2 separate regions of the Homo sapiens genome follow, and region 1 is linked to region 2. A link is a loop called in an ENCODE intact Hi-C map of the cell type or tissue named here. Cell type or tissue: heart right ventricle. All regions are shown on one strand. Each heading gives the region's core, and the rest is flanking DNA. Links, peaks and the distances in the headings are about the cores only. Region 1 has its middle 6.2 kb from the start of RERG. Region 2 overlaps PTPRO (protein tyrosine phosphatase receptor type O).

The links. Hi-C counts contacts between places; a loop is a spot of excess contacts. Peaks named below come from ENCODE experiments on the same cell type or tissue, not always from the same donor. Only the 100,000 strongest peaks of a DNase experiment are listed, where the experiment ranks them.
Region 1: a loop joins it to region 2, with 7 times the contacts of the local background. A loop is called at or near these places in 19 of 110 quality-filtered maps.

The regions. Positions count from the first base shown.
Region 1 is chr12:15,226,126-15,229,045 of GRCh38, forward strand. No RefSeq gene overlaps it. Among named protein-coding and RNA genes, the nearest start is that of RERG, 6.2 kb to the left of the region's middle. In heart right ventricle, for the core only: a CTCF peak has its summit at 1,133 (motif pointing right); a DNase peak (open chromatin) is centred at 1,116.
Region 2 is chr12:15,525,996-15,528,915 of GRCh38, forward strand. PTPRO (protein tyrosine phosphatase receptor type O) reads left to right here. Exons shown (of 27, transcript NM_030667.3): 12 at 147-267. Among named protein-coding and RNA genes, the nearest start is that of PTPRO, 200 kb to the left of the region's middle. RefSeq lists enhancers at 1-762, 291-360. In heart right ventricle, for the core only: no CTCF peak of the experiment used is centred there; a DNase peak (open chromatin) is centred at 1,309; H3K27me3 peaks cover 390 bases.

The DNA.
Region 1 (2,920 bases), core at 172-2,671, 300 kb before region 2:
TAGGAACACTTTTACACTGTTGGTTGGACAGTAAACTAGTTCAACCATTGTGGAAGTCAGTGTGGCGATTCCTCAGGGATCTAGAACTAGAAATACCATTTGACCCAGCCATCCCATTACTGGGTATATACCCAAAGGACTATAAATCTTGCTGCTATAAAGACACATGCACACGTATGTTCATTGTGGCATTATTCACAATAGCAAAGACTTGGAACCAACCCAAATGTCCGACAATGATAGACTGGATTAAGAAAATGTGGCACATATACACCATGGAATACTATGCAGCCATAAAAAATGATGAGTTCATGTCCTTTGTAGGGACATGGATGGAATTGGAAATCATCATTCTCAGTGAACTATCGCAAGAACGAAAAACCAAACACCGCATATTCCCACTCATAGGTGGGAATTGAACAATGAGATCACATGGACACAGGAAGGGGAATATCACACTCTGGGGACTGTGGTGGGGTGGGGGGAGGGGGGAGGGATAGCATTGGGAGATATACCTAATGCTAGATGACGAGTTAGTGGGTGCAGCGCACCAGCATGGCACATGTATACATATGTAACTAACCTGCACAATGTGCACATGTACCCTAAAACTTAAAGTGTAATAAAAAAAAAAAGGACTGAAAAAAAAAAGAACAGCTGCCTAAAGTCTGAAAGCTCCTGAATCCCAAGATGTGAATTACAGAGTTCTCTGAGTGCTGAGAAGACATCCGAGTTTCAGCCCAGTCAGCGTTCAGAAATCTTTGTGAAGTAGGAGTGAGGACCATTAATGCCTTAGGCAGAAGGGCTGTAACCTGGGACTAAGGGTGGATCTGAAAGACAACCCCCTACAACAGAGACTAAAATGAGACCTTTACAGGAGCAATCTAATCCACCAGCAAATTAACAGCCTGCCAAAACAAAATACAACACTCTTGAAAAAGTTAACAGGATCCAGAGCCTGTATAACCATCATCTACAATGTCAAACCTACTGAATTAGTCTGCTCAGGCTGCCATGACAAAGTACCCCGGAATGGGTAACTTAAACAACAGAAATATATTTCTCACATTTATGGAGGTTAAGAAGTCCAAGAAAGTTTCATTCTGAAGCCTCTTCTTTTGGCCAGCAGGCGGCCCTCTTTATGTGCTCACACGACTTCCTCTGTATGAGTGTGTGGAGAGACAAAGAGAGCTTTCCAGTGTTTCTCTTTATAAGGACATTCGTCTTATTGGATCTGATCCATCCTTATGACCTCATTTAACCTTAATTCTTTTTTGGAAAGGTTCTATCTCCAAATAAAATCACACTAAGAATATGGCTTCAACATATGCATTTTGAGGGCACACAAACATTCAGTTCATAACATAGACAATAAACATTTCCAGATAGGCAAGAAGCACATAAAATTTATCAATACTCAAGAGATAAAAATACAAGATAGATGTCTATATATTGAAGTAATTAGATGAAGACTTCAAAATCGCTAGGATTATTATGTTAAAACCAACAGAGGAAATAATGGACAAAGACAGATAAAAATATAAAGTATTTATCATATTTTTATCCATTTGGGGATATTTCACAGAGAAATAGAAACTATGAAAAGGATCAAATAAAAACTTTAGAACTATAAATAAATACTTAAAATTAAGAACCCATTTGAAGGGTTTAACAGTAGATTGAAAGATTGGAAGACAGAATAGTAAATCCAACGATCTGTCATTAGAAAATGTCCAAAATGGACCACAGAGGAAAAATAAACAATGGAAAGATCAAAACAGAGAATGAAAAATGTAGAACATGATCAAAAGTCATAACACACATGTAATTGGAGTTCTAGAAAGAGAAGAATGAAAGGATGAGATAAAAGCAATAGTTGAAGAAATAATAGCTGAAAATTTTGCAAATCTAATGAAAGGTAGTAATCCCTCAATTCAAGATGTTTCATGAACCCCAGGCAAGGTAAATAAAAAGAAAGCTAAACCTACATGCATACATCAACTTACTGATCAGCAAAATACAGAGAAAATACTAAAAACACCTACAGAAAAAAAACAAAAAAGACACACAGTTTTTAAGAAAAAAATACAGTAAAAATGGATTATAGCCTCTCAATAGAAACTGTGGAAAACCTAGGACAATGAAAAGGCGTCTTCAAAGTGCTGAGCTAGAATTCTGTATTTGTTGAAATAAGTCATTCTCAGACAAAATTTGAGATAGTTTATTGATTGTCAGCAGAACAATGAAAAAAATGATTTCAGATGGAAGCAAAACCAAAAAATTCTAGTAGTGGCAGCAACTCCTGATAGGGTAAATAAATGGGTAAAAATAAATGAATATTAACCAATGAAAACCACAAGTATAAAAATGTCTTTACCAGGCGTGGTGGCTCATGCCTGTAATCCCAGCACTTTGGGAGGCCGAGGCGGGCAGATCACCTGAGGTTGGAAGTTCGAGACCAGCCTGACCGACATGGAGAAAACCCGTTTCTACTAAAAATACAAAACTAGCTGGGCGTAGTGGCACATGCCTGTAATCCCAGCCACTTCGGAGGCCGAGGCAGGAGAATCACTTGAACCCGGGAGGCGGAGGTTGCAGTGAGCCGAGATCACGCCATTGCATTCCAGCTTGGGCAACAAGAGTGAAACTCCGTCTCAAAAAAAAAAAAAAAAAAAAAAAAAAGTCTTGTGGGTTTATAATTTCTGGAAGTAAAATATATGACAGTAGGAAACAAAGTAAGAGGTAGAAATTAAGTTATGCTGTTATAAATTTCTTACATATTGAGGGATTTGGCAAAATTACTAACTTAGACCAATAATGTAACAATGCACTTGCAATTTCTAGGAAAACACTAAAGGAATCCCAAAGTATAACCAAAAAAGCTAATAGAGAAGATAAAATAAAATATAAATATTCCATT
Region 2 (2,920 bases), core at 240-2,739:
GATATAACGTATCTATAATATAATCAATTGCAGACTGCTGCATAGAACAGAGAGGGAATGTGTCTGCTATAGTCCTTTAGTTGTTTGGGGTGGTGCACTGATTCATTCACTAAAAGTTTAAACCCTTGATTTTGATGATCTTGCAGGTAACACGCAATGTCATGACTGCAATTCTCAGCTTGCCTCCAGGCGACATCTATAACCTCTCAGTAACTGCTTGTACTGAAAGAGGAAGTAATACCTCCATGCTCCGCCTTGTCAAGCTAGGTAAGAAGAGTGCACAGAGATGGGTGTGAAATAATCACTAATGTTTGCATCATTCGATTCAGCAAGAGCTCCTCAATTCAATGAAATAATAACAGAAAAATGGCTAATTTTTTATGAGTAGAAAATAGACATTTGTACTAGCAAAAGGGTATGTTCAACTTGGTACAAGTTTCTGTGAGTGGGTTGTATACTGTTCTGGGAAACAGTGGTGTTCGCTGTTCTTTGTAAGGTTAAAGAAACCAGGTAGTCATAGGATTTTGGAGATGGAAGCACATTAGAGATTATCTAATGCAGTGTTCACAACCCTATAAGACAACATTCTATTTTCATATTAATATTATGTAATGCTCTCTTTAATATCTTAAATAGTAATGGATTTAAAAATCTACATATTGATTTTTTAAATTTTATATAGTTTCCCAACTCCAGAATAAAATCAAGACAAAAAGAAACTAATTTATAATAAAATAATATGGATTTCCTAAATATATGGTCAGACACAACTACTCTAAAAGACATAATGAAATTACCTGATGCCTAGATATAATTAAAATGAATAAGTTGGGGTTTATAAGAAATAAAAAGATCATTAGTCCTTCATATAAGAAGTATAAAAATAAGCAAAGAAATGAACAAGTTAATATAAATTGATAACAAATAACTAAACAAGCATAGATACAGGTAGATACTAGAATAAAAACTAGAGTTAAAATAAGTACTAAAAGATGAGATATATTTTCATATAATGAGAGAAAGATGGAAATAATTTTAATTAAAGTAGGGACAACACACCAAAAGTTTATAAATGGCAGCATAGAAGCAAGCTGGCTTCACTCCCCTCTACCCAACAGAAAACCAAAAGCAAATATACACTCTGAGATTTTCACCAGCAACAACCCAGAACTCAAATACGAGGATGCGACCGATTCCAGAGCCATAGAGAAGTGAAAATACTCTGGGCAGATGGTAGGAGAATCAGGCTTCCACATTCGTGACGCCTCCCCCGCGATTCTGCCTGGCAACAAGTGTGCAGAAAATCTTCTGCCAACTCATGTTTCTACACTGGAAAAAGTGAGGTTGAGGTAGTCAACTAGTTTCCCCACTATCTTGGGCTCCCTGGCAGGAAATCTGTCCTTGCCTTAACCCACAGGAAGCATCGTGACTGCCTGAAGGGAGAAATAGCTTGAGGATAGGCAGAAACAAAGAGATGAGATGGAACTACCATTCCCAGTCCCAGCAACTCTGCTCTGTAACTTGGCCAAAGGAGACACCAAATCAGAGTGGCTGTTCAGCAGCACCATACTGTAGGAGGTACATTTCACAGGTCCCTTGGGCATGAGCCCCCCAGCTAACTTTGACACACTGCCAGGATAATTCCTTTAAGACCTTTCTTTTTCAGGACAGGCAGAGCCAAGGCAAATCTGGACTTAAGGTGCCACCTAGAGCTGAAATGTAGGCAGTGATCTAGTGGTAAATATTTGCTAGGCAAACATAGCCAATAAAAGACAAAACAAGGCAAGGCAGACAAAGGAAAGTGGACTAAATAGTTAATTATTTAATGCAAAGACATAGTTCTATGCCCATAAGAAACAACATCAAACAGGGAACTGTGACCCGCCCACGCTACCCAGGAAAAGGACAAAGCAAAAATCCAATGACTGACCCTAACAAGATGGTGATCTGTGAGCTCTCTGAACAAGAATTCAAAATACAGTTTAAGGAAAATCAGTGATGTCCAGGAAAACACAGAAAAGCAATTCAGAAATTTATCAGAGAAATTTTTAAATCAAACAAATTCTTGGTACTGGAAAATACGTTTGCTGAACTGAAAAACACATCACAGCAGAATGGACAAAGGAGTGGAATGATTCAGGGAGCTAAAAGCCTATCTGAAAATACACCATTGGAGGAGAAAAAAGAAAAATAAGACTGAAAGTAAGTGAAGTCTGACTATAAGATATTAAAAAAAAAAGGCTGGGCACGGTGGCTCACACCTGTAATCCCAGCACTTTGGGAGGCCAAGGCGGGCAGATCACGAGGTCAGGAGATCAAGACCATCCTGGCTAACATGGTGAAACCCTGTCTCTAATAAAAATACAAAAAAAAAAAAAAAATTAGCCAGCATGGTGGCGGGTGCCTGTAGTCCCAGCTACTCGGGAGGCTGAGGCAGGAGAATGATGTGAACTCAGGAGGTGGAGCTTGCAGTGAGCCGAGATCGCACCACTGCACACCAGCCTGGGTGACAGAGCAAGAATCTGTCAAAAAAAAAAAAGGTATTAAAAAAACCTTAAAAGATCAAACATAAGAATTATTAGTATTCAAGGGGGAGCTGAATAAGGAAGTTTACTGAAAGAAATAATAATAGAAAACATTCCAAAACTTGAGACAGGTACAAATAGCCAGGTTCATGAGGGTCTGAGAATACCAAACAGATACCACTCAAATAAAATCACCCCAAAGCGTATAATACTCAGACTCTCAAAGGTCAAGGACAAAGAGAAGATCCTGAAAGCATCAAGAGAAAAGGAGCAAATAACAGGTAAACAAGCTGCAATTCACCTGGCAACAAACTGTACAGGCCATGAGGAAGAACATTTTTACAGTGCTCAAAGAAAAAAAACTGCCATCCAAGAATAATGTATCCAGCAAAATT